Linked DNA regions of Homo sapiens: region 1 is linked to region 2. A link is an interaction called in ENCODE POLR2A ChIA-PET data of the cell type or tissue named here. Cell type or tissue: A673. All regions are shown on one strand. Each heading gives the region's core, and the rest is flanking DNA. Links, peaks and the distances in the headings are about the cores only. Region 1 has its middle 93 kb from the start of LINC00595. Region 2 overlaps ZCCHC24 (zinc finger CCHC-type containing 24).

Region 1 (15,186 bases), core at 2,451-10,450, 1.0 Mb after region 2:
CAGAGACCAGAGCGACACATCTGGCCAGCATGGCTTGGGTGTGCAGGGAGCACTAGGGTAGTGATGTTTCTGGGGTTCTGGGATGACAAGATTGGCAAACTCACCCAGCCTGCCCTCACACTTCCCCAGGCCTGGGCTGACACACACAGAAAGTCAGACAGAAAAAAGTTTCTTTTATTTCTTCTTCTTCTTCTTTTTTTTCAATGTATACCTTGGTTAAAGCCTCACAGACACCAGCACTGAGCTTCACACAGGGAGCACACCATAAGCGAGACACCAGGTATCAGGAGGCATCTAAAAGGTGACAGAAAAGAGGAGGTGTGGAAAACTCCAGAGTTTAGAAGGGACAGGAGTGGACCCTCCAAACAAGGGGGAATGCTTTCAGCAGTTTCTCTCCCTGCACTGTCAATGACCAGGATAACTTTCGAATATAGGGGCGCAAAATTTCAAAGACCTAAAAGTGAGGAAGGAGGGGAGACTTGGAGCTTGAAGTGCCTGGCAAATGAGGCAGCAGCGGAGACAGTGAGCCTTACAGTCTTGAGAGCCTGAGGCCCCGACCTCAGGGGAAGGCGGGGAGACTGCAGCAGGATCAGAGACAAATTGCAGCGAGTTTTCAAGAGGCTGGGGAACAAGAGGTCAGCAACGGAGAGGCCGCCGTGGCCTCCACTGACAGCTCATGCAGTTGATAGACCCCAGAAGGAGATGACCAGGCTCCATGTGGATAGGAGCCAGGGGGCTGCACACCCTGCTCAGAGCTGACAGCCAAGGGGGGCGGGGGACCCAGAAGAAAACAGCTCTGTTGTTTCAACACAGAGAGGACAGCCACCCACTGCCTGGGGCATTCCCGAAGACTTGGAGCCCCACTGGGCCTGAGGAGGCCGGCTGTGGGCAGTTGGCCCCTGGTCTCTGCTTTGCAAGAGCTGTTCTTGCCCCTCTGTGTCTGACTCCGTGGGGTCCTCACACTCCCTCAAGTCGCACTGCCTGTCTGCACAGACGCCACTATTTTTCTGGAGAGATCAAATTCAGCACAATAAAGCGACACTTGTTAAAGGACGTAGCAAAATCTGGTTTTCCAAGCCTAGTACTTTTATCATACGAACACCAGAGACTCTAAGGGATCTTGGAGCCCAGTGGGGGTCCAGTGCTTCTGGTAGCAGAAAACTGCTCTTCATGTATAACCTTCCTTAGAAAGCTGAATGTAGGACCAATGAAAGAAAAGCCACTGTGGTTGGAGTAAAGGAGGTGGGTCTCACCCCTGCCTACCCCCTTCCCTCTCCCCATCCCTGCCAGTGAGCCCCAGTGTTCCACAAATAAGAGTTTGGAAACTGACGGATTTGTCCAATCCCCACATTTTACAAATAGAAAAATGGGATCACAGAGAGAAAAGGGCGCTTGTTCAAGACCACACAGCACTCCAGAGTTTGGGACCTAGAACACAGTAAGAAAGGAACAGTCCTGGTCATGATTTTTCTAGTTTCAGAAAACCATGGCGCATTCAACGTGTGAACAGAGGTCCCGGGAGTCCCCAAACAGTCTTAGGCAAAGTTCCTTCCCCTTGGAGAAGCTGCACACCCTCCAGTAAAAAGAAATCCTCTTATTGCTGCAGAAACTGCTCTTCTCCTTCCTGGACTGCCTTCTTGGGTCTTTCCCTCCCTTTCTTTTCAACAGTCAGAGCAGACGCAGCCCCAAACAGTTCCCCGACACAGAGCCAGGAGCCCTCACTCCTTGCCTCTAATTACCCTGTGATAGATGTTGGCGTTGCTGCTAAAGGTATCTGCGTTCAGGCTTTATGGTCATTTTCCAACAGCCCAGACCTTTTAAACTCTCTTATGGGAGCAGGTTAAGATGATTATGCAGATGGATGGACCCCGGTGCAATATTATGTCAGCAATGGAGATGTAGGAGGTGCAAATGGGCCATGATTACCACCAAGAGGAGGCTGCTGCAGCCACTGCAAGCCGAAGGGAAGTACACAAGATCTCTGGGCTCCAAGAGCAGCCTCAGACACAACACACACTCACACACGCTCCTCCTCAGCCTCTCTAGTTACTTGTCTGGCTACAGTCAGACTGTTCCCATGGAAACGTGAAAAGTCAACCATGGCTGTTGGGATGCCAGGAAGACACAGGTCTGCTGGAAAGAGAAGCAGCCAGAACCCAGGGAGGTCCTGCTCTCCAGCTGACTTGATGGGGCTGGGGGGAACCAAGTCAGATGCAGAGCTGGACCCCAAAGGACAGCACAAAGAGCAGTCCTGGGGACCAGCAGGCTCCAGTCAATCACTAGACAAGGGTGAGGTTACACACCATGGTGTTAATGCTGTGGTCCTGGGCACCTCCTAGAAATGGGCTATGCATTGGGCTCTGTGCTTCCTAGCAGACAAAGCGGAGAGGAAGACGCAGTCTCATTCAGCCTGGTTTCCACAGATAAAAAGGAACTCTCCATAATCGGCCCTCCTTTTCCTGGTTCTAAAGGTGAGAAAAATGTCTCCCAGCAATTTCCTTAACACTCTTCCTCCTGCAATAGGCACAATAACTAGCTTCTTAGGGGCTGCTTCTCCCAACATCCTGCCTTCAATACAAGCCCAGGGTACCACACCTAAGTGGAGCTAGGTGGCAAGGCAATGCTACCTGGAACAGAACACACGGCAAGGTAGGGGATGGTCTGACTTCAAATGAAGGAAAGGCACAGGCTCTTCTGGGAGATGGATGGGCAGCACAACCTTCTGGTAACCCTCCAGAAACAGAGGGTCTCCTTCAGACTGCAGAGTTTATGGTTGTCATCTTGGAAGGGAACCAGCAGGGCAAACATGCTGTGTTCCAAGCAGTGGGTGTGAGTGATGTATGTGGAGCACCTGGAGAAAACAGGTCCCAAACAGCAAGACTTACAGCAGTAGGAGCGTTGAATACATGGTTGCTCCAGGCTCACCCTGGCCTTGGTCTTTGTAACTAATCTTAAGACCACGTGTGAATGGGGTTGATGTTCCATGCTGAAGGCCCATGTCTGGGCTATCTCCAGGGCTGGGTTGAGCCTGGGCCTGAGAAGAAACAGCCATGGGAAGCCAGGGGACAATGATGTGGGAACCAGGACAGGGAGGCCACTGCCTTTTCCATACAGATCCCTCCCCTGAGTCTGAGTTTAGGAGCTTAAGGAAGCCGAGGACCTACATCTTCTGAAGCCAGAAACTGGAAAGAGACAGAAGTGAATTATTTCTTGTGATAGAAGCAGGGAATCAACGCCAGCTCACATTGTCCCACACCATGATTAGAAGACCTCATTAGCCAGGCATCCAGTGTCAGGCACTGTCCTGAGTAACGTGCATTAATCACACTTCCCTATGCCTCATAATGAGCCTGCAAGGGAGATGTAATTATCCCTAGTTTATAGGTGGGGATACCGAGGCCTAGAGAAGCTGTATGACTTCCCCAGCGGTACCCAAGGTGCAAAGGGGCAGGCCTGGCAGAGGGAGCCTGCATAGGAGTCCAATAGACCAAAAGAATCAGCATCAAATGGCCCAGGCTTTGGGGCCAAGCTCATCTGGACTGGAAGCCCAACGTGGCTACACCTTACTGTGTGACCTCAGCCAAGTGATTTAACTGCTATGAGCTTCAGGTTCTTCATCTGGAAGTTGATGTTAATTATACCCATCCTCAAGAGTCATTGTCAAGACGAGTGATGTGATACAGGAAGTGCCCCTAGACCCACCACTGTGGGTGCCCACTAACTGTGAGAGAGGGTCGCACTCTGGGAAGGTGTTGGCTGCCCTGTCTAGTGTATCCCTCTACCCGCAGGGTCTCTGAAGGCTGGCACAAGATAAATAGGCACTGGTGAAATAGCTGGGGAACAAACATGGGGTTTTTTCTTATTGAAAAGCAACATATGCTCACAGAACACGAGAAATGGAAACATGCATTTTTAAAATGTCACGCCAGAGTCCCACCTCCAAAAAAAATAATCCCTGTTCTGCTTTTTCTTTTAGGTAAATCATTCGAGTCCTGTGAATTCCTCTTTCCCAGCCAAGATTTCTGCCCCTGGTATTTTAGCCAAAGACTTCCCCAGACAAACCAAGCCAGGAATTGTCCTGACGCTCAGGCCCCTCCTATGAAAGCCACTGGAGTGAGGACCCAAAGGGAGCTGCCTCATCCTCCATCCTGCTCGGATCTCTGCTGCCCACCCATCACCTCCACCTGCTCTGCTGCAATCAATATGGGAAGTCCTCCCTTCTCAGAAATGCTGGCTACTCAAGTGCTTGCAGCTTCAGAGCTGCCACCATGTGAAGAAAGTGTCCAACTAGACCCTTCAAAACAGAAGCCTTGGGGTGAAGGGAGGAGTGCCCAACAGCTCACTCTGAGATGTTTCTGGGAAGTGCTCCCTACCATGGCACGGTCTCCAGGACCCTTCATGACCTGCTCCCTGCCTGTCCCTCGCCCCTTCCCATCATGTCATCTCCTCTATGCTCCAATCACACTCAGCATCTTTGCATTCAGCCCCCACTTTCATGTTTCATTCCCTCAGCGTAAAATGTTCTTCTTGTGTCTGAGTGGCAAACTCCTACTCATCCTTCAAGGCCCCACTCAGACACCACCTCTTCCAAGCCAGGAAGCTTCCCCTAAATCCCCAAAGTTGGTGATTTGGCCCTGCCCTGTGTTTCCACATCCCTGGGCTTGCCTCCACTACAGTCCAACCACCCTAGTATCACAGCCTGGTCATTTGGCAGAGCAGGAGCTCCTGGCGGATGCAGGATGGTGGCTGGTAACTGTTGGAGAATTCTGCCACCTCTCAGTGAGTGCAGTGGGAGCTGTCCCATGTCTATGCCCCCCCAGGGTTTAGAGCAGGGCCTGGGACAGAGTCAGGCTCACTGAATGTCCAGGGTAGGAAAGCAGGGAGGACATAATAGGGAGGAGGATCATTGGGTGGGGAGACAACAGGAAGCTGAGTGGGTCCCTCCTGTGGGTCTGGGGTTGGCTACTTGGGCCCCCAATGTGATGAAGAAACACCAACTCCACGCTGAGAAAGCTGTTGACAAGCAGGCCCAGCAGGCTGTCTATGGGATGACCACCAACTGCCCTCTGCTTCATCTCACCCCTGTCCCCATCTAGAAGCACTCAGGATAGGCAAGAGGCAAAACTGCTGAGTCGTATGGCCTAGCGCAAGGGAAGAATTCATGGTGAGAAAAATGCTCTCCTCCCCTAAGCCAAGCAGGAGAAAGGCCTCCAGGAGAATCATGCCTAGAGACAGGGATGCCTCCAGCAAAAGAAGATCAGCACCTCCCCACCCTAGCTGGACGCTAGCTGAATGCGGAAGTGGCAAGTGCGGCCTAGGGGAAGGCATGGCATACGCCCCTGGAATGTGAACACAGGAAGTGGTGCCTTCTTGTCTGGCAGTCTCAGCAGGAAGGAGGCTGCAGCTTGCTGTAGAGGCCTGCACTTGCAAAATGAAAACAGACCAGAGTTTAGAGGGCTGGGAATAGGATGGGGGATCACCGACCTCATTTTTCCTGGCTTTCCCAGGAGAAAGGACCCGCGGAGAGGACCTTGAGTCTCCACATACACAAGCACGGAAGTTAGAGCTAGGCAGGAGGTGTGGGCTGCCCAGGTGGCTGCCACCCAGATGAGGTCCTTCCTGAGGGCACACTCAGGAATGAGAGAGGTGAAGTGAAGCTGGACGCTGCCCCTGAAGAACCCACACTCACCTTCTGCATGGAGACTACCACTAGAGAGGAGCCACCACTGGGACGGGCAGACGCACACCAGGCAGATGCAGCCTTAACCAGCCCAAGCAAAAGCCGGCCACCTCACTGAGAGGAGGCGAGTGAAGCAAGATGGTCTCCACCCTTCCCATCCTGGAAAACCCAAGAAAGGAGGAAGAAGAATGGCCTCAACATGAAAAAGCCGTTTCTCCTTCCCCACTCCAAGGAGACGGGTTTGACACAGCGGTGAGACTGCTGTTTCTTGTCAGACCAGAGAAGGTCCTGATACATGAAAGTGGCCAGAAGTTATGGGACAAAAGGAGTCAACAGAGTGAGGGGGACAAGAGAAAACAAAACCTTGTAATAACTCCATTCCACTGCGTGGGATCTTCACTAAACTAGTTACGGGGGAAGAAAGAGAGGCAGATGAAAGAGGTGTTGCAAGAAAGGAAAAGAAAGAAAGAATGGGGCAGGAAGGGAAGGTAGACTTGGACATCAGAAGTCAACACTCAGAAGCAGGCACTAAAGCCAGAACCCAGGTGTCCACATCCTGCTACGTATTGCTAATCCAAGCTGAGCCTCTCAGCAACTGGGCAAGAGCTCCCCTGAACTCCTGGAAATAGGTCTGCATTCCAGGAAAGGGCCCCCACTCAACCCAAGCTACACATCAGAGTCACCTGGAGAATCTTTAAAAAATATCTACCCTGACCCTGCTCAGACCAACAGAACCCAGCCTGGTCAGAGGGCTGGGAAATGATCAGTTTAAAAACTCCTCAAGGGATTCGAATGTCCACCCGGGATTGAAAACCATAAGAAAAGATGACTCTCAAAGGTTGCTCTTTGGACCAGAAGCAGCAGTAGCACCTGGGAACTTCTAGGAATTCAGATTCTCAGGCCCTGCCCCTCCTCCACTGACTCAGAGACCCTGGAAGTGGGGCCCAGCAATTGGTTTTGACAAGTGCTTCAGGTGATTCTGACATGAGTCAAAGTCTGCAAACCACTGGACTAGAGTCTATCTGAAGAGAGAAGGTGAAGCAGGGGAGGAGGGAGGAAGTGGTGGTGTGGGCTGTGGGGTAAGGAGAACTGTGGGAGCATGGGGCAGTGAGGCCCTTTCCAGGCAAACACCCTAGGTCCCTGACATCCCATCCAGGCCCACGTCCCCACGTCCCCCTCTCTCCAGTTATTCAGCTCCCCAAAGACCCGTGGGGCAAGAAGCCATGAGCAGAAGGCATCCTGCAATGCAGAGGGTCTTACTCCAGCACAAAATGCTGAGCTCCTGTGAACACGGTCTATGGATTCACTCTTGGTTTCCAAGGCACGTCAGGAGTGAGGGGAGCTGCTAGCGCTCCCATTAACCAACCCTGATTAAATCAGCTGGGCTTCTCAAAGGGTAGCACCACACAAATGGAAACTAATCATAATAATTTACTAATTGTCTCCAAGCTGGAGTCACTCTAATCTCCATGGACAAAAGACAGCAATTAAAAGTCTTCCAAATTCTGAGAGCTGAGGCTGTACCCTTCTCCCAGCCAGGAGGGTGCAGGTGGCAGGGAGCTGTTCTGAGGACCAGAGAAGCAAGGCAGAGGAAAGGGTACAGGGATGGATGCCTCCTGGATGGGGAGGTAGGCAATGACGAGAAGGTCCAGGAACTGAGGCAGGGAATGGCTGCCACCCAGGCTTACTGCTGGGAGTCCTACAAAAGCTCAGCTTGCAGCGGTCAAACTCGCTGGCCTTGGCTTTTACGCAGCAACTAGCTTCTGTGCCACCTCCTCCAGGAAGCCTTCCCAGGCAGCTGCGTGAGAAAATGGGCTGAACACACAGGTGTGGAGCTAAACATTGGGAATGTTCTATTCCTATGCACCAATGAGCTTTAACCGTGTTTTACAGTGGAAGAATCTGAGGCTCCAAGAGGTACCATGACTTGGCCAAGGTCACATAGTCACCTTGAGAGACAGCTGGGATTAAAACCCAGGTCTCCAAACACAAGACTCTTCTCTAAGGCAGAGCTAGAGGAGCGTGTGGGAAAGTAGCTGTTCTTTTAAAGCACTTTCTACCCAAGTGTCATCTTTTCAACTATTTTTAAGGTAATAAGTTGACAGGAGAGTTGTTTTGACTATGGTGAGAAGTCATTAAAGAAAGCAGTGTAAAAACAAGCCTGTAAGACACACAGAGCAGGCAGGCAGAGGGGTTGGAACTTTCGACACGCTGGCTCCCGCTGAGCAATGCACAGGACCCAACCCCCGGGACCCGCCCCCAGGCTCCCTCCTGCTCACCTCTAAAGCAGCTTCTCTTCTCCAGAAGCCCCCCCTAATCTCCTATTACCAGTTCCCAGACCCACTTATGTGAGACTTGACAGCTCCCTGTCTAGACTGCAGACTCCTAAAGTCTTAATTGCTCTTTCATCAACAGAGAAGGGCTGCTTCTTCGTCAAGCAGCCAACCACTCAGGAGTCCTTGTTGAGCTCCTACGGGGTACCAGGCTGCGCAGGGATTCAGAGATGCCTGAGGATTTGATGGATCATCTGGGGTCAGAGGAGGACAGTTCAGACACTGCTTGGCCCAGGCCTCGTGCCAGATGTGAGGCTCCCAGCAAAAGTGAGACTCAAGCCTTCTAGATGCTGCACTAGCCCCCCTCCGCCCAGAGGGAGGGTGAGGAGAGAAACTGGCTGCAAACAGCCTCCCCACGTTGCCTTTCAACAACCCATTCTCAAGGTGCAACAGCCTCAGAGTCCTCCAGACTGATGCCTTGGCACCCACTCCCCTCAGCAGGGATTCCTGGGCCCTCACCTATCACTCCACTCCTTTATTGGGCACTAGTATGTGCTGGGCACTGTACTCAGCTCTGGGAGAGTGGACAAGATTCACACAGCCCTTATCCTGGAGTGTAGCCTCTAGTGTGGTAGTTATCTGCTAATTTAAGGGTATGGGTTAATGGGTTACTAATGCTCCATGGGTCCAGCTCCCACTGGCTGCCTGCTTTCTCCCTATCCTATCTTCTAGACTCCTCACCCCCAACTCTGAGCCCACATAGGCAGCCCTCTCTCCCATAGCAGTCGGCTCTGGGCACCAGCGCTGCCTTTTCTCCCGGCCCACCCACTTCAGCCTCCGTGCAATGTGCTTATCACCATCTGGCTTCATGAGCTGTGGCTACAGCTGAGTGATGATGCCACGTCTCCTGAGGAAGACTAGGGCATGGGGTCCTTGGGCACCTTTGGTGCCTGTCCCCAAAGGATGGTTCCTCAGGGCTTAGTGGAACCACAACCACCCCCTCACATCCAGGGCAGAAAACAAGAGTCCTTCTCTGTCATCATTCTGGAAAGGATGGTTTCCTGGGGACAAGGCTCTGGGTTGTCACAAACAGGATTGTCAAACCAAGAGCCATTTACTCATCGCACAATTGTCTAAATGTCTCTGATTTTTTAAAAATCATTGATTGTGCACAACGTGTCAAGCCCATCACAGGCTTCCACCTTGAATCCCCACCACCACCTTCTGCAGGGAAGAAGCTGGGTTCAGGGTGGGAAGGGCCCTGTTCAGTAACCCAACAAGCCCAGAGATGCTGGAATCCAGCCCCAGCCTGGCTCCAGGGGCAAACCACTGCCCATGGGCACCTTGCCTGCAGTCGCTACCTTTACCACTACTCTCTCAGCTTCTCCAGGCAGGGGAAGGCATCAGCCTTGCTGCGGGTGCCCAGGGGATGTACTGTGGATTAAGTACCTGAAGCTGTGCCTCGCTCTCTCTCCCAGCCACCACTGCGGCAGCAACTGCAGTCAAGATGAAATAGAGCCTCAGAAAAACCAGCAGAGCTGAGGCCATAAACCATCTCTCTCTGCCAGGAATTGCCCAGTGCCTCTCATAGGAGGGGGGACGACTGTCTCAGGATATGGCAGCTAGAATAGGAGAGGGGAGAGCGAAGAGGTCCCTCCTTGATCCACACCATACCCTGGGAGGTTGGAAGGGGGAGAGGGGGAAAATGGATGTTCTGCTAGACAGAGGCCAGATGCTGTTCTATGGACTGCAAGCAGGGAAAGGGTGGCAGGTGGGGTGAGCCAGTCCCGTCTGCAGCTTTCTGCATTGAGGGACCTCTGGCATTGGCCATATTTCTGTAGGAGAGCCCCATGGTGGCCTAATAACAGAATAGTGAGGGCTGTACTGTACTGATATGTCCCTCAAATCTGCCTGAGGGGGGAATCATACCTTCCAGAGAGGAGAACAATGGACACCCAGCTGAGGATGTGTGTGAGTGTGTGTGCGTACATGTCGGCATTCTCCCAGACACTGCCAAAGGAAGAGATCAATTTAGAGAATTAGAGGCCAGCCCACTTTGCATGGCTTCTAGGAGGCATGTACGGTAAATAAGGATTCGAGAAAAGAAATGTTGCATCATTCAATTAATTTTAGCCTTGAATCACAGCGACTGGGTGGGGGAGATTGTGGGGAGAGAGTAATCAATACCAAGCATTCAGCTTGCTAACATGAAGCACATTTCATACAAAGCTGGACATTTTTCTCCTTGTCATACAGAATTATCTTAATTATTGTTTCAAGGAACAGCCTTATATAGCATCAGCTAGTAGTCTGGGAGGCGGCTCCGAAACTCGTCACTGGAATAATTTATGATTTTTCTTTCTAACATCTTGGTCTTGTTTGATATGCTTGCCATTTCTCCCTGACAGGGAGGTCGATTAAATCACATTTATATTGTAAACGTATGCATTGCTTTTTACCCAAGGCGCTGGATGAAGAGATACAGGGGCCCCAAGGGAGGGAGAAGCCAATCCACTTTCATATTGCAAATTTCTGCTGTTCGGAAGAAATGAATGGTTGCCAGGGAGAACTGGGAATTACTTGAGGATGCAAAATGTTATTTTAGAATCCTTTTGAGAGGGTTTTTCCCTCCCCCACCTCCTCCGGCATTTTCACATCTCTGGCTGCTAATGGGGGACAGCACCAATCTCTATACAAATGCCGAAAGAATGCACTTCACCGGCATTCTTCAGGGGATTGGCCTGAGCCAAATTTGGGCTGGCCAACCTTTAAACAGGCTGCCTCTTGGCCTCAAAGCTGGGCGGGGGACATGCAGAGAAAAAAGGAGCCATTCACATTCTGCAAGGCATTTCATCCTCCCATCAGAGGCTAGATGGGGCCACACTCCGGAAGCTGGTTGTTGGATTTGGGTTGGGAGGGGGCTTGTAAATAACAGAAAGTGTTCAAAATGAAGAGTGGAAAGGTCATTAACGGGACCAGGAAGAAGTGACGCTGCACCATCATTAACCTAACCGAACTAATTAGGAAACATTCAGGTTTTATAAATTATGCAAGACGCTCAATTTATACTTTTTCAAATTCCTACCATAACATAGATAATGAGGGAACATTTACAGTAACAGCGTAACCTAATCAAGAAACCCTTTCATTAGCATGAAATCTTCCAACACGGTGTTTGCGAGCACAACAAACGGAATTATAGAAGCCAGGGGAGGACAGGAGGAAGGCTGGATTGCGGGGAGGTTGGGAGGGGAGTGCTGACTTCACATTTGGCCGAGCCCAGGGATCTAAGAAACCTCCCCCTCCCACCCTTGACATGAAATGTTTTCCCCAGGTTGAGTCTTCCAAAAGAGGCAGAAAGGTTCCACTCACTTCCCAGCCCACTCTGGGTGATTTATAACTGCCTTCTCTGTAGTGACCCTCTAATACTATTAGACTGATAGCCACAGCTCAGACCAGCCCTTTCTCTGGGCCAAAAATACCCACAGAGGTCACGAGTCAGGCTCCCATAGAAGGTGTCATCCTCCATAAATGTTAGACACTTGCCTTCAGTTCCACTGCCAGTTGGTTTAAGCTTGCTGCCAGTGGACAAAACGTAAGGGGCATGGTCAGGGGCTACCATGCAATCACAGAATTCAAGGGGACCCCACCACATTGTCCCAGATCTGTGGAGCCCATTGAACGCCCGCATAAGAACTCAATGCCTCCTGGGGAAGTGGCGTCCATGCTGGAAAGTCAGAAAGGCTCTCAAAGGCTCCCATGGGGAAGAGAAGAGGAGCATTGGCTGCCCCTGACCTCCACCACCACTGGCCCACTCCATAGTGGGTTGAATGGTAGTTCCTGTATTAGTCAGCTCAAGCTGCCATTAAAAAAATACTACAGACTGGGTAGCTTATAAAACAACAAAAATTTATTTCCCATGTTCTAGAAGAGTCCAAAATCAAGGTGTTGGTCAGGTAGCTTTCATCCTGAGGCTTCTTCGTATGGGCTCATAGGCAGCCGAGTTCTCACTCTCTACTCACATGGCCTCTTCTTCCTGCAAGCTCTGTGGTTTCTCCTGTAACAAGATCACTAATCCCATCACCTCACAAAGGCCTCATTTCCAAGTGCTATCACACTGGGGGTTAGGATTTCAATGTATGAATTTTGGGGGGATGCAGATATCCAGTCCATAACCCCCCCATACTCAGAGCATGTGCATGTGACCTTATGTGGGATAAGAGTCTTTGCAGATGTAACTAAAAGGAAGGATTTGGATGATATCACACTGGACTGTCAGAGTAGGCCCTCAATCCAAATCAAGACACAGAGGAGCAGGCCATGAGAAGACAGGCAGAGAATGGAGTGATGAGTCCACAGCCAAGAGCAGTGCCAGCATTGCCAACAGCCACCAGGAGCTAAGAGAGGCAAGGAAGGATTCTTCCCTAGAGCTGTCAGACAGAATGCAACCCCGCTATCTTTTTTTTAATTTTTTATTTTTGAAATGAAGTTTTGCTCTTGTTGCCCAGGATGGAGTGCAATGGCCTAATCTCGGCTCACTACAACCTCTCCTCTCGGGTTCAAGGGATTCTCCCACCTCAGCCTCCCGAGTAGCTGGGATTACAAGCATCTGCCACCAGGCCCAGCTAAATTTTTTGTATTTTTAGTAGAGACGGGGTTTCACCATGTTGGCCAGGCTGGTCTCAAACTCTTGACCTCAGGTGATCCACCCACCTTGGCCTCCCAAAGTTCTGGGATTATAGGCATGAGCCACCGTGCCTGGCCCTGCTATCTTGATTTTGGATTTCTGACTTTCAGAACTGTAAGACAGTACATTTCTGTTGTTTAAAGTCACCAAGTTTGTGGTCATTTGTGACAGCAGCCCAGGAAACCTATATACTCCCTAAGCCTTAGTGTCTATCATCTGCAATGGCAAAAGTATGCCCAGCACATATGAAGCACTCAATCAATGTGAGCAATGATATTGGGGGACCCCAGATCTGCCTCTGAGTTCTAAGCATTGGCCCTAGCTCTAACCCACTAGTGTCTCCTGCGTTCAGAAACTTGAAGACAGGAAACTGTTATGCTAACCATTAAATACCCCTCATTCTTTCTACTGCCTCCTGAATGACATAGTTAAGCATCACCTCACTATTCTGACTGCTATCCTCTGGGCAAGCCAAGGTGTAAGCCATGAGATGAACACAGGTAGAACACAACAGAACTGTCAATTCACTTATTCTAGAGCCATCCATTTATTCACCCATCATTCATTCATTCATTCATCCATTGAACAAAAAATATTAAAGATCTTCTAAGTGGCAGGAGCCATGCTTGGAGCCAAGGATATGGTGCTGAAAAGTCAGAGTCCCTCCCTTTGCTGAGTTTATGCTTTAGGCTCGCCTTCATCCTACTTCTACTACCCAATGAGGACCCCATTTTGTGAGTAAGGGCCCAACTTAGTTCTAAGTTTCTGGAGACCCTGGGGCCTTGTATGGGTCCAAGCCCGAGCATCCATGATTCTGTCTCATTCATCAGGTCTGGCTTCCCCGCCACCACCCTCCTCCCTGTGCACTGGGGATATTTCAAATGCCGCCATGGAAATTACCTTTGCTATAACTGTTCGGAGCATGAGCTTCAATTACCCCATCTCTGGTTCTCTGGCGCAGGGAAACCCACGTCAGCACTGGAGAATGTTCTCTCCCACATCATTACCCAGGTTTCCATGTTCCCTCCAGTAATTTGCAGGCTGCGGACTATAAATTCTGCCAGGAGGAGCCAGGGACTATGGAGTCCTGCTTTCCCTCCTTAGCCGTGTGGGAGGGATGGTTCCTGGGCTTCTCTCCCTCTCCTCTTACCACTTGCAAAGAAAAGAGAAAGAAGCAAAATGTTTCCAAAATTACTCCCAAATGTTCCTCTAAAAACCTTCAGCTGACCCTGAATGCCCGTGAACTATTCATAAGGCGGCAATTTCATAAATCTTAGTCAGTGAGCATAAATCTCTGGTTTGGGGGTGGGGTGGTTATGGCCTCAGTTTTGGCCAGCATTTATACAGTTATTCCCAAACATGTAGCTGTTTGACACCAGAACAGCACATCTGGATAAGAGGTTAAAGGTTTCACATCCAGAGGTTTGGAGGTCAGGCCAAGACAGTGCAAACCAGTAGCTGAGATGACTGCCTTCTAAGGGCATCCCCTTTAGCAGCCGGGGGAAGGAAAGCACCCAAGCCCCATGCCTGGCACCAATTCCCACAAGTCCGCAGAGCCAGCCGGTAGAAAGAGACCTCTCCATTTTATAGATGAGGGAACTGAGGCCCCCAGAGGCCAGAGAAGGAAAGAGCTTAGAATTAACAGATGTCTTGATTAGATTATTTTTGAAGCTAGATGAGGGGATGATGTGATCCGTGTGGTCAGCAGGACACAAGGGTCATCTCCATCCAATGGCAGGGCCAATAGAGGCCTGGCAAGGTGCCATACAGAACTCGCAGGCCTCATCAGTCATTGCAGAACCAGGGATGTACACCCAGCCATAGCTATTTCCTCCACCACAATCGCCTCTCCATCCACTGGTCTATGTTGAGTTTGAATATTGCCCAGCTCTGGAGGTGAGAAGAAGAGGTGTGTATTCACCTCTGAATGTCGGGTCTTAGATATTTCATGGGCACAAGTAAAAGGTCGAGAGGCAATATAGGTTTTAATTGCATCATTTTTGCACTTTAAACTTAATAAGAGTAAGAGGTGAGGGTGCGGGGTGGGAGGAAGTACAAAAAGGGCTGTCTCTTAAAATCTAGATAAGGTTGAGGCTGCAAAAGGAAAATGAGCAAGGCTGGAAGTCCATACAAGTCAGTGCAGAAGAGGCTCTTCTGCTTATTGGCTGTTGCTTATGGTTGCTTGAAGTCCCTGGGCCTTGGTTTCTTCATCTGTAAAATGAGGAGAATAACCACTACCCTTTAGGGTTGTTGTAAAGCTTAAAACACTATGATATGAGCAAAGAGAAAAGCACAGTACCTGGTGTATTCTAAGCATGCCAACATTGTTGGCCAGTACTTAAGGCTGCAGCTAGAAAAGACAGTGTGTGGAATAGCAGGGAGGAGGTGTGGCCAAAGCAGTGGAGGGAGTGGGACTGATAATGCTGTACACATGCAACCTTCCAATGCCACATGGGGAGTGTCAACTTGATACAGTGGGAACACATGACTCACCTTGAGCCTGGATGACAGGATGAAGGTGCTGTTTGGGGGTTATAAAGGGTTTT
Region 2 (15,186 bases), core at 3,890-11,889:
GCCTGCCACCGTGGCCTGTGTTCACATGGTTCCTGCTCTGAGCCTATTTGCTCACCTGCAGGGGAGTGTGTGTGTGTTTAATTATAGCACCATGCCAGGATGCCTGGCCACATTAGACTGTAAATCTAAAGACAGAGGTCAAGGCCTCTTTTTACCAGCCCCGAGGTGATTTTCAAATCAGCTTTAGGGTGGATCATACCCCCAAGGGCACCTTGAGCAGGCTCACATGACAGGTTTATAGGCGATTCCTGAGGACAGGAGCCAGGGCAAACAGTTATCATGAGGCTGCCATCCATCACTGTTGCCTGCTGTCCAGTGACGGCCAGTCCTCCTTCCGTCCATCACTGCCGGCACAAGACACCGTCATCACCTTCCCTTGCTCCACCCTGGCCTTGTCCCCCAGTCAGAGCCAGGGCAACCATGGGCCAAGAGGGGAGCTCCTGCCTCAGCCCCCACAGCCCCGCAGCTGATTGAGGCCACACACCTGGGAGTTGCTCTTGAGTCCTTGCTCTCCTCCCCCAAGGCTAGCCCAAGTGCTGCTGACTCAACCTCCTGCCATCTCAGGGGTCTCTCACTCTTCTCCCCTCTGCCACCCATCCCCAGACCACACCCCCACCACCTCTCCCCAGCAATGTGGCAGCACCCCCCTAACTGGTCCCCCCATGTCCAACCCCTCTGTCCACTCAGCAGCCAAAGAGATCTCACAATGCCAGGCAGACTTTCGCATTTTCAGCGCTTCCCTGGCTTCCCATACTCCTGGGCTGATATTTAACTCTAAGATATGGTCTAGGACCTGGACTGGCCTGGCCTCCAAGCCTCAAGCCCTCCATGCTTCCCGTGGTCTAGCCCTTTGCACAGGCTGCTCCAGCCCCACAGGGCCCTTTCCACTGTGACGTCACTCCTCCCCAGCCATGCTGGCCAGATGCTCCCAGAACATGGGGCTCTGCTCATCCTGAGCACATCCCAGAAGGCCAGATCAGTGTTCAAGCATGCTACTTTTGTCTGACTGGTCATCGTGTATTTATTGAGTACCTACTATGTGCCAGGTGCTGCTCCAGGCATGGGACATTCCATAGTGAACAAGAAAGATGAGGAAAGAATGCAGTTCCCAATCTTGCAGGATGACAAATAGTAAAGAAATTGACACCAATGGATATGCTATGGTGGCAGGTCATATTCAAAGACAGTTGTCAGGGATGGTGTCTCTGAGGACATGACAACTTGAGTAGAGACAAATGAAGCAGGAGCAAATGGTGTGGGCATCTGGGGGAAGGGTATTCCTGGCAGAGGGAACAGCAAGTGCAGAGGCTCTGAGTGAGGCACAGATGTGCTTGGCTTGTTTGAGGAAGAGCAAGAGGGCCAGAATGGGCCTCCTGACAGCTCCAGCTCAGAGGGAGAGTTGGCTGGGAGGGGAGGGGCGGAGGCACAGGGTTGAACGCATCCCCTGCCTTGCTCTCCCTTCTCCCGCCTCCTCCCCCAGCTGGGCAGCTCTTCTCTGGGGGACACAGATGGGTGCTTGTCTTGAGAGCCCCCGTCCTCCCCCTGCTCCTCCAAACACTCGCAGTGGGGACAGGAAGTGTCGGCCCTCGCCTTCCAGCTGCCCGGGTGGGACACCACTGAGCTGGGCTGGCCTGCTCAGGGAGGGACAGAGGCCCTATTGAGCCCGTTCCCTGGACCATCAGGGACAATAGCCACACTGAGGACCAGGAACAGCGACCAGCATGCTTGCCCAGGAAGTTGCCAGGCCGCTGCCTGCCCCATCCCCACACCTCCCCTACCCCTCTGGCTTTCTCTTCCAGATACTTCTCTCAGGCTGATAGTCATGTCCAAATGGTCACTTGCCCTTCACCTGCTCCCCAGAGCCCCCTGTCCTGTGCCAGACCCACGCTGGGCCCAGGGAATCAGAGGGGACCCCTACAGGGTCTCTGTCCCTGAGGAGAGGGCAGGGAAGGAGGTGACAGACACATGAGCTGAGAGGGGTGTATCCTAAGTGCTTCCTACAGAGATCCACAAGGTACAGGGGGTCCCTGGAGGGCAGGGGAGATGTCTGCTAGAAGTGCTGGTAGGAAAGGCTCCCTGGAGGAAGAGTCACAGTTCTAAAGAGCTTCCGCAGCCAGGGTTGTGCTTTGAAAGCCCAGCACCCAAGTGGCCCAAGCCTGGCAAAAACTAGCCTCTGTTACATGCCCAGAGGTGTGCAGAAGCAGTGGCCAGGACTTGGACTCTGTCCACTTCTCAAGCCTGTGTGCTGTCTACTCATGGAACTATTTGCATTGGAAGGATCTTTAGGGATCATCTAGGTCAGGAATGCCAACTCAAGTCATGTGTGCCTGCTGCCCCCGGCCATGGCAGGGCAGGCACCACGAAAATCACACCATTCTTGCCTGTCGAGCTTGGATATAGCTGCAGAATCCTTCACACCACAGTAGTTTTGTGGCAAGTTACGAGTGGACACACAGGGAGAAGTATTTGCCTTTCCTGATTTTACTTTATCCCCCCATCATGGACAGATGGGGAAACTGAGACCCAGGCAGGGAAGGGGCTTATCCCAGGTCACAGAGCTTGCTGGTGGCAGTGTGTAGGGACTGGGTCAGGGACAGGAAGGAGGTCAGAAACACCCACCTTTTGCAGTTTAGGCTGTGAACCGTCAGAGACTGGGAATGGGAATGGTTGACTGCCCTGAACAGACCTTCTGTATGGCTTCTCACTGTGAAGAGGGGATCCCCATTCTCCTCTGCCACGACACCCCATTCCTTCATATCTCTCATCACAGCTTTAATGATCTGAATGGGATACTTACTTTTCTTCCGCGCCTGGCTGTAAGTTCATGGGGGCCGGGGTTGCATCTGTCTTGTTAACCACCCTCCTCCAGTGCCTTGTGGGTGCCTAATTCATAGTTGTCGAGGGCACATGTGGAAAGGAAGTAAATGCACGTGGTGATTGGTGCTCCAAAGCCTTCCCTGCTCCCTGGCTGGTTGTTTGGCCTGCAGACAACAAGCGGGATCCCTGGGGGCACCTGGGATCCAGGCATCAAGCTGGTCAGATACATGCCAGTATATAGTAAGCAGCTGGCCTAACCTGGGTAGTCCCTGAGCTCCCTGCAGGGAAACTGAGGCCCAGAGTGCTATAATCATAAGCCAGGAGTCGTGCAGGCAGAGCAGGGAGCTAAGCTGGGGTCAACTGGCTTCCGTCCAGGCTTCTGGGCACCCAATCTTGCCACCAGCCTCCACATCTGTAGCTCAGGGGCTGACTTTTCCCAACAGCTGGGCCCACTGGGAGCTGTGTGTGTTGGTGCCAAGGCAAACATCGGTGGTGGAGGTGGGGGCAGGAGGTGCCTGCAGGCTCTGTGTTCCTTTGCCTTCCTGAACAGACAGGGCTGGAGCCCCTGAGCAGCCCGGCCTCCTGCTCCATGATCATTGTTCCCGGTGATGGTTTCCAGATGCTGAGGAGTCACAGGTTTGGGGCTGGGCCAGGAGAGCCAGGCCAGCCCTCCCCAGTACCCCGCCGCCACTGACACCACCGCCGGTCTTGCTTTTAAAGAGATGGGCCTTTCTCCCCCAATCCAGGCTTTCCCCTCTCAAGCCCAGCAGCCTCACTGTCCTGCAACCAGCCCAGCTCCTGGGGTGAGGAGCCCTGCGCTCCACTCCCAGCTCTGACCCTAACTTCCTGTATGGCTTGAGCAAGTCACTTGCCTTCTCTGTGCCTCAGTTTCCTGGGCTGTAGAATGGGCAGATGGGGACAGCATGGAGGTGACAGTATCTGACTGGACTTTAACAGACTGTGACCAGGATCACTGGGGCGGTGGCTCCCTAGGTGGGTCCCCAGACCAGCAGCAGCTGCACCGCCCAGGCATTTGAGACTCTGGTTCTCAGGCCCTCCCCAGACCTATTGATTCTGAGACTCTGGGGCCAGGGCAGCAGCGTGCAGTGTACCAATGCCCCGATGGTCCTGTGCGTGCTCTCGTGAGCGAAGAAGAGCGTGTGCTCTAGAAGCAGGGGCTCAGGAATCTGGAATCAGAAAGACGAGCACAGCCGTATGGCTTCAGAATGAGCCTTCACTTCCTGCTGGGGAATGTGGACTGGCGCTCCCAGCCCTGTGTGTGGCATGGTTACTGTGCAACAGTCAGCCTGGCTCCCACACCACCGAGTGCTCCTCTGGGACAGGCGCTCCCTGGGGGCAGGTCTGCACCTGGCTGGCGCTCCACCCCATCAGCACTTTAAAGGCGCTGTCTCAGACCCTAGCAAAGAGGCCATGTGTGCACACAGGTTGCGGGGCGTGTGTCCAGCTTGCCTTCAGCAGGTGTAGAGGGGGCCCTAGGGTGGCACTGTGGCACAGAGAGTGACAAGAGGAGCCCTGGGGCAAGGGGACAGAGACCAGAAGGGTCAAGGAGGCTTCCCGGAGGAAGTGCAGCTTCCACTGGATTTGGTTGGGAGGCAGGGTGTGCCAGGTAGTGAGACTGGGGTGTGTAAAGGTGGGTATGAAAACAAGTACCACCAGCCAGCCCCTTCTCCTTCTCCTCCCTTTTCAGGGCACCAGCGGGATTATTGTCCTGTGGGGCTGTCCACAGACAAGGGCAAGGAGGTCAGAGCTCAAGGCCATGTAGGAGGCATGCGGCGTTGCAGCAGTCAGTCAGGCCTGGGTTCAGATCCCAGCTCTGCTGTTTCCTGCCTGTGTGACCTCAGGCAAATCTCTTAACCTCTCTGTGACTTGGATTCCTCATCTGTAGGGGTTACAGGGAGGATGAAATGGCTGGTGGAGGTAACCCCACACATAGCAGGAGCTGTGAGGGTTTTAGAGCCAGGGAACCTGGGGCCCAGGCAGGGGAAGTGACCATTTGGGGACACTCCATCATCCTGCTTCCTGCAGAGCTTCCTGCACAGAACACCCTCGCCTTTGGGGACAGTGGAGAAAGGTCAGTTTGGGAATGTCTTTCCAGCCCCTTGGTGAAGAAGCAGGGTCAGCAGGGGTGGGAAATGTGAGGCTTCCTTCCTCCCTGCGACCCCCCTGTAAAAGTCACATAAGAGCAGCTCTTCCTCTGCAGAGCTCCCCTCCACCCAATTGAAGAACAGGTGCCACAGGTGTCCTTTGTACCTGTCCATGGCCTTCTGGACCTCCGATATCTCGCTCAGCAAGGAGGGAATTGGGCAACAGGGAGAAAGGCCATGGTTCGAAGCCTTCTGCTTATTTGCTTTGTGACCTTGGACAGGTGACTTAACCTCTCTGAGCCTCTATTTCCTCACCTGGAAATGGGATCACAATGAAGCTACCTACAGGTTGTGTGCGTGGCCAGCCCCAGCACGCAGGGGAGACTCAGCACTCTCCACCCCGGTCTGTGGTTGCCACAGTCTCCTAAGTGCTGTGAGCTCCAGCGCTCACCCAGAGATGGAAAGTTTGCTTCTCTTTCTACCCAGATGAGGAGATCGAATCCCAGAGAGAGGAGGTGATTTATGTGAGGGTTTTGCGAGGCTGGAAGTCACGCCCACAGCCTCTTGCCAGGCAGCAGTGGGGGCCTCAGCCCCCAGGCCTCTGCCAGAGTGGCCCCAAACTGCTGACTTCAGCATTTCACTGGCCAGGGCAGATCAGATTTCTTTTCTGGCACTTGGCCACCCTGCACACCCTTCCCCCATCACTATTTTGAGCTGAGCTCCCCTGTCCCCTCCTCCCAGGGCTGTGGCCCTCACACCCAAAGCCTCACTCCAGGCTGAGGCCTTTCCACCTCTTGACCCACCACCTTCCCTCCAGCCAGGGAAGGCTGGGCTGGTCACGGCCATGTCTATCCAGGCCTTGCCAGGGACGCCTTCAGACACAGAGCCAGGGGCCAGCTGCCCTGTGCAAATGGCGCTGCTAGCTCAAGACAGCCGTCCAGGGTGCTCAGCACTGCCCAAGGAGGCGTCCTGGGACTGGACAGAGCCCACGCCATGATCAGCCCTGGCATTGCCACCTCCTACCTGTGCGACCTCCACCCTGCCCTAACTTCTGCTGTCCACCTCACACCTCACCCTTTGCAGGCACTGCCACTCCTGGTGTCCCCTCCAGCTGCCAAAGGATTCTGAGCCCCAGCCTGAGCCTAGTGCTACCATAGAAGTGAGAGGTGTGGAGGGTGCACCTGACCGCAGCACACAGAGAGGCTTGTGGGAAACAAGATGGCAGTAGGGGAATTTCGTTTAAATTTCGGGTGAAATCTCTGAGTTTGGCAAGCTGGAGGTTGGGTCAGGGCAGGACATGACCTAGGGAAGATCATGTCTCTCGCCTTTCCTGGAGCTAAGCGTGTGGTGCAAACCACAGAGTCCCCTGGAAGTTCAGGGAGAGGGCCTTCTCCAGGGCAAGGCGGCGGGTGGGTTCTTATCTCCACACCAGCCAGCCTGGGACTCAGCAGTGGAGTGAGCTCCTGAGCAGTGCATTAGCCCTCTCTGGGCCAGGGAGACCAGGGTGCCCCTGGAGCTTGCTCTTGAAGGGTACATGGCTGTTCACTGGTGAAGTGTTGGGTACAGGGAACAGCAAGAAAAAGGCACAGATGGGCAGCATGTCACTTGCAGGGAGTGACTTTTCTTTATTTGAGTGTAAGTGCTGTGGGTGGAAGGTCAGCTGGGGCCAGAAGGGGAAGGGGCCCGAATGCCTTGCATGTTTCATCTCAGCTCTGCGGTGAGGCCCAAACCTGAAGTGGGCCTTCATTTAAGTATTTGGGGAGATTCTGCCTGGCCCAACTCAGGCGGTGACTGCAGCAGGAGAGAGAGGTGCAGTCGGAAGAAAGGTCTTGCTGAGCAAACGGGACCCAAAGAGGGATGTGCAAGATCTGGAAACAACAAATGGTTTTCAAACTCAATAGTCCCCTCCAGCAATCAGCAAACAGCAGGGTGGCTGCAGATCTTCCATCCACCCACTAAGGCAGCCAGCAATCCCTGTCTCTGCAGTGGCGGAGGAAACCTCTGTCTTTTGCAATCCCTGTGATTCGGAAGCTTTCCACCCCTCTGGACCGGCCCCTCTTCCCCTCCCGCCCCTCCGCTCTGATCCGTGTGGTTTGCTAAGGGAGGAAAGCCAGAGCAGGAAACAGATAACTTAGGGAGTGGCTGTTCATGTGATTAAAATGTCTTTGCTTTCCAAAAAGTTTTGCCTGAGATTACTTCAAATCGCCTGGCTGGGGTGGGATTTGGAGAGGGGGCTTCTTGCTGCCTTCTGGGCAGCAGCGCCTCAGGGCCGGGCACAGGGCTGGAGGCACGGGGTGTTGGGGGGCTTGGCACTTCTCTGGGTCCTGGAGGGGCTCCTTGGCCTCTGTGGGCCCCGTTCCCCCGAATGTCTCTGTCTCCCAGCCCTTTTGGTTTGTTTCTGCATCATGTCTCGCCTCTCCTGGGCACCCTGTCCCCCCTTCTCCTCTTATCTGCTCTGACGGGCGCTCTCTCACTCCCTGCCCCTCATTCCCAACATCGTGTCCTCACTCCCTGTCTCTCCAGGATCTCTCCCTCATCTCTCTGTCCCCCGCTTGTTTTCTCCTCTCTATCTCCCTTCCCTCCTCTCCACACCCCCACTCCATGCCCCCCTCCCCAGGGTTTTCCTGAGGCCTTTTCCTGTCCCTGTGAAAGCTCCCATTGTTCCTTGCACTTTGACAAACCCTAGTGTTGTGGAATCAGGATGGCATTTTTGTGGTGGCTTTGGGCTGGGAACGGGGGTGGGAGGGGTGACAAGAGGCCAGGCCTTCTGGGCCCATGCTGGGCTGCAGCAGGAACCCAGAAGAGGGGAGGGGGCCCTGGGCAAGGAGGCGAGGACGGCTGTGCGCAGACAAGGAGGCCCTTGAGGCTCCAGAGGAAGCCCCGGGTGGCCTCTTGCCGCGTCCTTCCTCCCTCCCAGCATCCTGCAGGCCGCGGCCCAGCCCACCTGTCCCTCTGACCGCCTGCTTCCTCCGGGGCCTCCGTGGAGCCTGCAGCTGCCCAGACCAGGCTGCAGGGACGCAGCCCTTCCACCTGCCTCCCCCGGCCGTGCATGTGGACATGTGAGTGTGGAGGTCTTTGGTTGGTCCCTAAAGCAGTACCACAGAGCACAGAGGGGAAGGAAAAGCCAGGGGCTCAGCACTTGGCAGACTTGCTGCCCCTGTCTCGAGCCTCAGTTTCCTCATCCGTCATTAGGGTTAAGAGTGCTGATTCAATGAGGCCGTGGCAGTGATCAGAGATAATTTCATGTGGCATGCATAGGTCCCATGCCTGTCACTTGGGAGGTCTGTCTGGCCTCTGCCTGAGGGCGTGAATCCAAGTGTGTTTTCACAGGTGTGAGTCCGACTTGGGCTTGAGCCCAGGAGTATGTGGCTAGGGGAGTTCGCGACTGGTGTGGGTCACGGTTGGGGAAAGGGTCACAGGGCTGACTTCTTTGGAAGGCCTTGGACTGAGAGCTCCATGAAGACAGGGCATTCTTCATCTGTCTTGTTTCCATATTTCTGGAATTTTCCACAGAGCCTGGTGCAGAGTGGGTGCTCAGTGTAAATTAGGTGAACAAATGAATATTGAGGTGGTGGCCAGGGTCGGAGGTAAGAGGTGCGGCTGTGTTCCTAGGAGCAGGCTTTTTCTTTAATTTTCTCTCAACCGTCTCACGGAGAGGCCGCACATTCAGTGGAAAGTGTCGTTTTGGAGTCAGCAAATTGGGTTTAAGTTCTGGCTCCATGGCTGTGTGGCCTTGAGCAGGTTGCTTGGCCTCTCTGTACCTCAGTTTGCTCTCCTGTTAAATGAAAGAGCTCTGGAGAGCCAGGTCAGAAAGCGTGTGGCACATTGTAGGTGCTCATTGAATGCTAGTGTCTCCAGCTCCACCAGAGCAGCCCCCTCACATGGAAGATAGAAAAACCAAGGCTCTGGCCGGGCACAGTGGCTCACGCCTATAATCCCCACACTTTGGGAGGCCGAGGCGGGCGTATCACAAGGTCAGGAGATCGAAACCATCCTGGCTAACACAGTGAAACCCCGTCTCTACTAAAAATACAAAAAATTAGCCGGGCGTGGTGGCGGGCACCTATAGTCCCAGCTACTTGGGAGGCCAAGGCAGGAGAATGGCATGGAACTGGGAGGTGGAGCTTGCAGTGAGCGGAGATCACGCCACTGCACTCCAGCCTGGGTGACAGAGCGAGACTCCGTCTCAAAAAAAAGAAAAAAGAAAAAAAAAGAAAAACCAAGTATCTAAGACAGGCGTGGGAGAGCCAGGGCCCAACCTGGACCTCTGACCTCTATCCCCTGTTTACTCCGCACTGCCCCAGGCTCAAGGAGAGACACTAGGGAGAATGACCAGGGACCTTCTGCCTCCTCTGGTAAAGGCCTCCAGAAAGGGCCAGCAAGGCCACACAGAGGATCCTGGGCTGGGGTCGTGAGTCCGTGGTCAGCCCTGCGCCCCCTCTGTGGACTAGTTGCCCCACCCCTGTGGCCTCTGTTTCTACATCAGTGGAAAGTCTTTCTCGAACTCCTGAGACCGGGGCTCTTGCTCTCTGGGAAGGTAGACTGGAGCCCAGGGCCACCTCAGCGGCCGGGCTGCAGGAAAGCACGCAGACTGGGCAGACCGGGCAGGACAGGGGCCAGCAGGCAGCCCATCTGTTCTTTATTTCCTCCCCCTGCTCCTCTTGGCTCCAGCCAGAGCCTCTCAGCTGGACGCACGGTGGGGTCGGCCTTGTGCTCCATGGGAGGGCGGAGCGTGAGTGGGCTGCCAGGCACATGCTGAGTTATGGGCCTCCTGGGAGGCCAGTGACCCTGCCCAGCAGTCAGTCCAACCTCTCATTCTGGAGATGGGAAAACTGAGGCCCAGAGATGGGGAGGGATGCCCCCAGCATGCCAGGACCCATGAGAACAGCGGCCCCTTCCCGTTTCTCACCATCCCGGCTTGGTGGGTCTCTTCTTTGTGCAATCCTGGCATGTTGTGTAGCAATTTAGAAAGTGAGCCCACGTTAGGTGGCTTGGGCTCGGATCTGGACTACCCCATTTCCTGGCAGCGTAGCTTGGGCAAGCCATGTAACCTCTACATGCGTCAGCGTTCCCATCTGAAACCTGGGACTAACCGTACTTAGCTCATGGATGGTTGTCGGGACACAAAGAGTGCCTGGCCCTGACCAAAAATACCCAATGTTGGAGCAACAGTGATTTCTCCATCCCAGGGTTTGGCAGGGCACAGGCCTGCGCCCCTGTGCAGATGGGAGTGGCAAGGCCAGGTCTGGGGGTGAGGCACATACCTCAGGCTGGGAGGTATCGAGGCCTATAGCTGGAACCCATATCCAGAGGGCAGAGGCCGTGCATCCTGGGGCACAGTGCAGCCTGGAGTCTTGGCGTGCAGGGCACAGCCTCAGGCTCTCAGTGCCCACCCTGCTCTCCTCCTGGTCCCTATGATTCTCTGCCTCAACAACCAAAGGCCACAATGTCACCTCTGTGCAAAAGGGACTCATTGTCTAAAAGGGATGGGGAGATCAAGCTTCACCCTAAAGGATCACTCACTCGTGGTGGGACTTCAAGCACCTGGAGGGGAGTGACCAGTCAGGCTGTGGTGTCACGTGACAGTGTGTGGACATGTCTGGCTTCCCTTAAAATGGAAGGAGCAGAAGGGACCCAGGGGTGGGGAGTGCATTCCACAGTTGGGGGGCTAGCTCTATGGACATGAGTATGATCCAACAGAACCAGCAGCCTGAAGCCAGCCAGTGCCCAGGCCCCAGGGTCCACACCTGCAGGGGCAGGAGTGTGGCCACAGCCACCATCTCTGTGGGGTTTCTGTCACCTTGGGAAAGCACAGTGCGCCCCCTAGGGGGCAGGAGGGGCCTGCAGGCCAGGGAGTGGGCTGGCTACCATCTTCTTCCAAGCCATACCCACTCATTAAAGGCAATTCATTCATTAAGACAGAGCATAAGCTGCAGAAGTAAGATCATCAACAGTCCTGTCTCTCAGCCCTTGTGGCTGCTTTCCTGCCAGTCCTGTTCTTGTGCAGCGGTTATCTTCGGTTGCTTATCCTGCTCTCTTTATAAGTATTTTCCCAAACCCCGAACAAAAATCACCATAACTATTTTAGTGGCTTTATTGTCATTCATCCAAAGGGTATAACGTAATTTAGGGAACCCGGGCATTGTTGTTGAATGTTTCGCTCATTCCAGATTTACATTGTCCTAACTCATGCTGTAATGGACATTTTTGAACACCCCTTTTGTCCGCATGTCTGATAATTTCCTTGGGATAGTCGCCCAGAGATGGATTTGCTTAGGATAAGGAATGCACATTTTTTTAAAGTTTGAAGGCTTACAGAAGTTTGAAGTTGTCCTATAGAAATACAGTAGGAAAATATACCTGTTCAGCCCCCACCCCAGCAGCATCTCAGAGTGCCTGTCTCCACACCTGCCTGGTTGGCCTTTACCAGCTGCAGGGGTTGGGAGGACTGTAGAGTTGGAAGTGCCTCCAGAGTCACCAGATCCACCTGCCTGACCAGGGCAAAGGCCCCCTCAGCAGCCTCCCTGATACTTGTTCTCTCAGCCTCTGCTTGCATACCCCCAGTAAAAGGCAGCTCACCACCTCCCAGCCAACCTCAAGAGATTTCACGCAGGGATGGGAAGAAAACACTGAACCATTCTGAAGAAGTGCCCAGAGAGTGTGAGCCTCCTCCACATCTCTTCCGAAGCCGCTGGCTTGCCCGGGGGGCCCCTCCCACTTCCCCGCCCTGCAGCGCTGCCTTCTCTGCTCCTTGGCTTGGCTCCTCCTTCCCACCCCCATACTGGCCACAGCTTCCCACTTCCCAGGCTGCCCTCGTGTGAGGATCCCAGCCTCACTCTGGAAGTCAGAGGATCCTTCCCTCCCCCGAGCTCAGTCAGATTTACTGAGTGTGTCCTTGAGTGAGTCCCCTTGCCTCTCTGGTCCCCAAAGGGCCTGTCTGTGCTACAAGGAGTGGTTTCTGAGCTCCAGTGAGCTTTGCCCAGGCTCCTGGCAGATGTGATCCCCCAGAGGGGTACGTGGCAGGGGCCTGGGTCAGGAGAGCCTGGTCAGGCCTGGCTTCCTTCCCAGCCGGGCGGGTGGTGGCCCCTGCAGTGCTGTCAGCAGTTACCGTCTGTTTCATGCTGAAGTTTATGAGAAGAGGCCGTGCCTTTCTGGGAGGAGGCAGGGGGGTGTGTGGTGAGTAGAGAAGCCTTTGTTCCGTTAGAAATTCCTTCTCCCCTTGGCCCTGCCCTCATTTGTAAGCATAAACAACGTCGGGACTGAACCCTTCCAGGAAATGGCTCCTTGCTGCTAAGAGCTGCCCACAGTCCTTCTTCTCCTCCATCCACTGCCTTTACCCCTGCCCTGTAGGCCACCTCTACCGAGGTCACCGCCAAGGCCTGACACTGGACTGGGCTGAGGGGAGGCCCTAGGAATTTTCTTATAAAATTCCTGCTAGGGGGTCTCTCCCCACCAACACAAGCCTCCATCATGGTGGGGGCAATTTTGGGGGTGGCAGACAGAAGAGGTGGGTCAAGTGTGGCCTTGTGGAAGAGCCTGCTGAGCCTAGCCTGCTGCCCTTCACGCACTGGAAGCACTTTGGCAAGTCCCACCCCTTCCCTGTGCCTCAGTTTCACCATCTGTTAATAGGTTGATAATGTCCCCTGCCCCACAGGATTCCAGGAGAGTTGGCTGGGGGTCTGACGGGCTGTGGAGTCCTAAGCATAAAGCCCAGCACACAGGTGGTGCCACACAAATGCCAGTTCTCTTTCCTCTTTCCTCAACCTCTGCCAGCAGTGTCCCCAGAGCTTCTGCAGCGTGGTCCTTCCATGAGAATTCTAGAAAGCGAAGATGCCTAATGCTGTTTCTTCTTTTGCTTGCCAGTCCATTCCTACCCAGGGATAGAGAGCTACCCAGATATCCCTCCCAGGTTTCCCTCCCATCTCTGGAACCATCCTCCTGGGACTAATGCCTGTGGACCTCAGCCCTAGCCTCGGCAATACCTCAGACACCTCTGCTCCCTCTCCTAGTGCAGGCAACGAAGAAGAGAATCACCCTGAAATAGCTAATGGTGACCGAGCACTTGCAGTGTGCCAACCACTGAGCTGAGACCTTTACACGCATGAATGTGTCAAATCCCAACAGCCCCGGGAGGCAGGTCCTTTATCATCATCCTGGTTTCCAGATGAGGAAACCAAGGCACAGAGAGTTTGAATAACTTGGCGAGGAACTCCCTGGATAGTCACAGGCAGAGCCAGATGTCATTGCAGGCATCTGGCCCTGGAGACCACAATTGGAGCCACATCCCATGCAATGGCGTGTTGGAGCCGGGCCCTCCCAGTGCCTGGCCTGACAGCAGCCGTGGGAATGGTGCGCTGAGGACGTCTGGTCCTGCAGGAGGCTGGGGCCCCATCCCTTGCCTGCCAAGCAGCCCACACGCCCTGACGGACGGCTCCAGACGGCTGCTTTTCTAATTACATGGTGCGTCTGTGCTTCCTGGCTCACCCCTCGCTCTTCTCTTTCATCTTCCTGTTCCCTTCGGTTCTCACTCAGTGTCTTCTTTATCTGTGTGGGTTTTCTTCCCGTTCATTTCTGAAGCAGGGGCTCTGGGAACAAATTCCCAGAGTCCACCTCCAGTCTGGCCCCAGTCCCCACGCTTCACTCTGCCCAGTGTCCTGGAATGACTTGACCCCTCCTTCTGGTACCTTGACCCCTGTCCTTTGCCCCAACTGTGTGAGGCCAGGCACCAGGTCCTGTGAGCTCTCTGAGCTCAGAGGCCTGCAGAACCAGATCCAGAGTGGGCCTGGCTGGTGAGAGTCCCCAAGTTCCCACCTTCGATCAAGGAGTCTCAGACCTCAGCATCAGGGAGGCACCCATGCCTGCCCCCTCATCCCCTCTGAAGACGTAGATGCTTCTGGGGAGACATGGGGGAGTGAGTTCATCCAGTGCTTTATTTCAGATAATGGAAGATGAGGGGTTGTGATAGAGGGGGTGGCTTAGAAGTCACAGGTTCCAGACCCCAGGTGAAGGAGAAGGTAGCACCAGAAACAGTCAGAGGGACATGCACTAACTTGAGATCAACAGAGCTCAGTGTGCCTTCAGAGGCACACGTTGACCCCTCTATTACAAACTGACTGGCCCCGGGCCCTAGCTGCCCACTGAGCACTCCCCTGGGTGTGGCTGACCCCTTTCTCAGATCTGACCAGTGCTGAGGGCAGCCCTGCCCTGGAGCTCAGGCTGAACCTTCTCCCAAGAATGTTACAGCTGCCAGGAAGGCCACTGAGGATCCAAAGACGTTAGGCAGTGGGCCCAGGAGATCAGGGTGGTGTTGGTGTCACTTTCTAACTTTAGATCTGCGCACTCAGCACGTATGTCCCCTCTTAATGTTTTGTCTGAAATTCTAGCAGGCTATCACCAAGTGGTAGTAATGGCGCCTGGGACAAAGAGGCATGATTACTAAAGGAAGAAACTATGTACCAATTTTATATACCACTTTTTGTTCTACATTAATAAATAACAATGGCATTAATATTCCTGTTTTGTCTTCTGTGTGCCAGGCACTGTTCTAAATGTTTTGCATTTACTCCTCAGCTCATTTAATCCTCAGAACAGTCTTATATGGTAGTTACTATCCTTATCCTTGTGAAGTAACTTGCCCAAGATCACAGAGCTGGGATCTGGATCCAGAGCGTGTGCCCTTAACCATTATGCACCACTTCATAAATGGGCAGTTCCCCAAGGAAAGTTACTATGGCAACATCATCTCATAGCCCAGCACTTCTTTAACGTAATGGCATATGAATTCTCTGGGGCTCTTGTTAAAATGCAGTTCTGATTCTGCAGATCCAAGGTGGGGCTCCAGACTCTACATTTCTAACAAGCTGGTGGTGCTGTCGCTGTTGGTCCGGGGACCACACTTTGAATAACCACTGTGGAGAGCCTGCATTTAAGCCTCTCCAACTCAAAGCCTGCGAGGGCCTAGTAGAGAACGTAAATTCAGCTCTAGTTGGTGGGAGCAGAGGTGATGTGGAGGAAGCACGTGCATGCAAGCTGATGGGGCAGCCACTCCTTAACCTCAACCAGCAAGGATTCTAGACCAGTGTGGTCGTATTTCTGTGTGAAATCTCCCATTTGCAAATATTAGGGTAACTCATTCAACTTTTAAGAACACTTGCAGCTTGCACGTGAATGTTCATAATAGCATTATTCATAATAGTCAAACATTAGAAACAGCCCCAGTGTCTATCATCTAATAAATGGGGTAATAAAGCATGGCATATCCATA

Evidence for each region. ChIA-PET counts read pairs that join two places held together with the same protein. Peaks named below come from ENCODE experiments on the same cell type or tissue, not always from the same donor. Only the 100,000 strongest peaks of a DNase experiment are listed, where the experiment ranks them.
Region 1: POLR2A ChIA-PET joins it to region 2 with 9 read pairs; 1 of 35 experiments calls an interaction of 5 or more read pairs at or near these places.

Annotation. Positions count from the first base shown.
Region 1 is chr10:78,352,757-78,367,942 of GRCh38, reverse strand. It overlaps the pseudogene LOC124902568. Among named protein-coding and RNA genes, the nearest start is that of LINC00595, 93 kb to the right of the region's middle. In A673, for the core only: no CTCF peak of the experiment used is centred there; no DNase peak of the experiment used is centred there; H3K27ac peaks cover 554 bases.
Region 2 is chr10:79,396,218-79,411,403 of GRCh38, reverse strand. The region is part of intron 2 of ZCCHC24 (zinc finger CCHC-type containing 24); the gene reads left to right. Among named protein-coding and RNA genes, the nearest start is that of ZCCHC24, 42 kb to the left of the region's middle. RefSeq lists enhancers at 5,226-6,033, 7,650-8,458 and cis regulatory regions at 6,707-7,207, 6,714-7,214, 11,469-11,969. In A673, for the core only: CTCF peaks have their summits at 10,536 and 10,735; DNase peaks (open chromatin) are centred at 5,503, 6,943, 10,733 and 11,693; H3K27ac peaks cover 2,439 bases.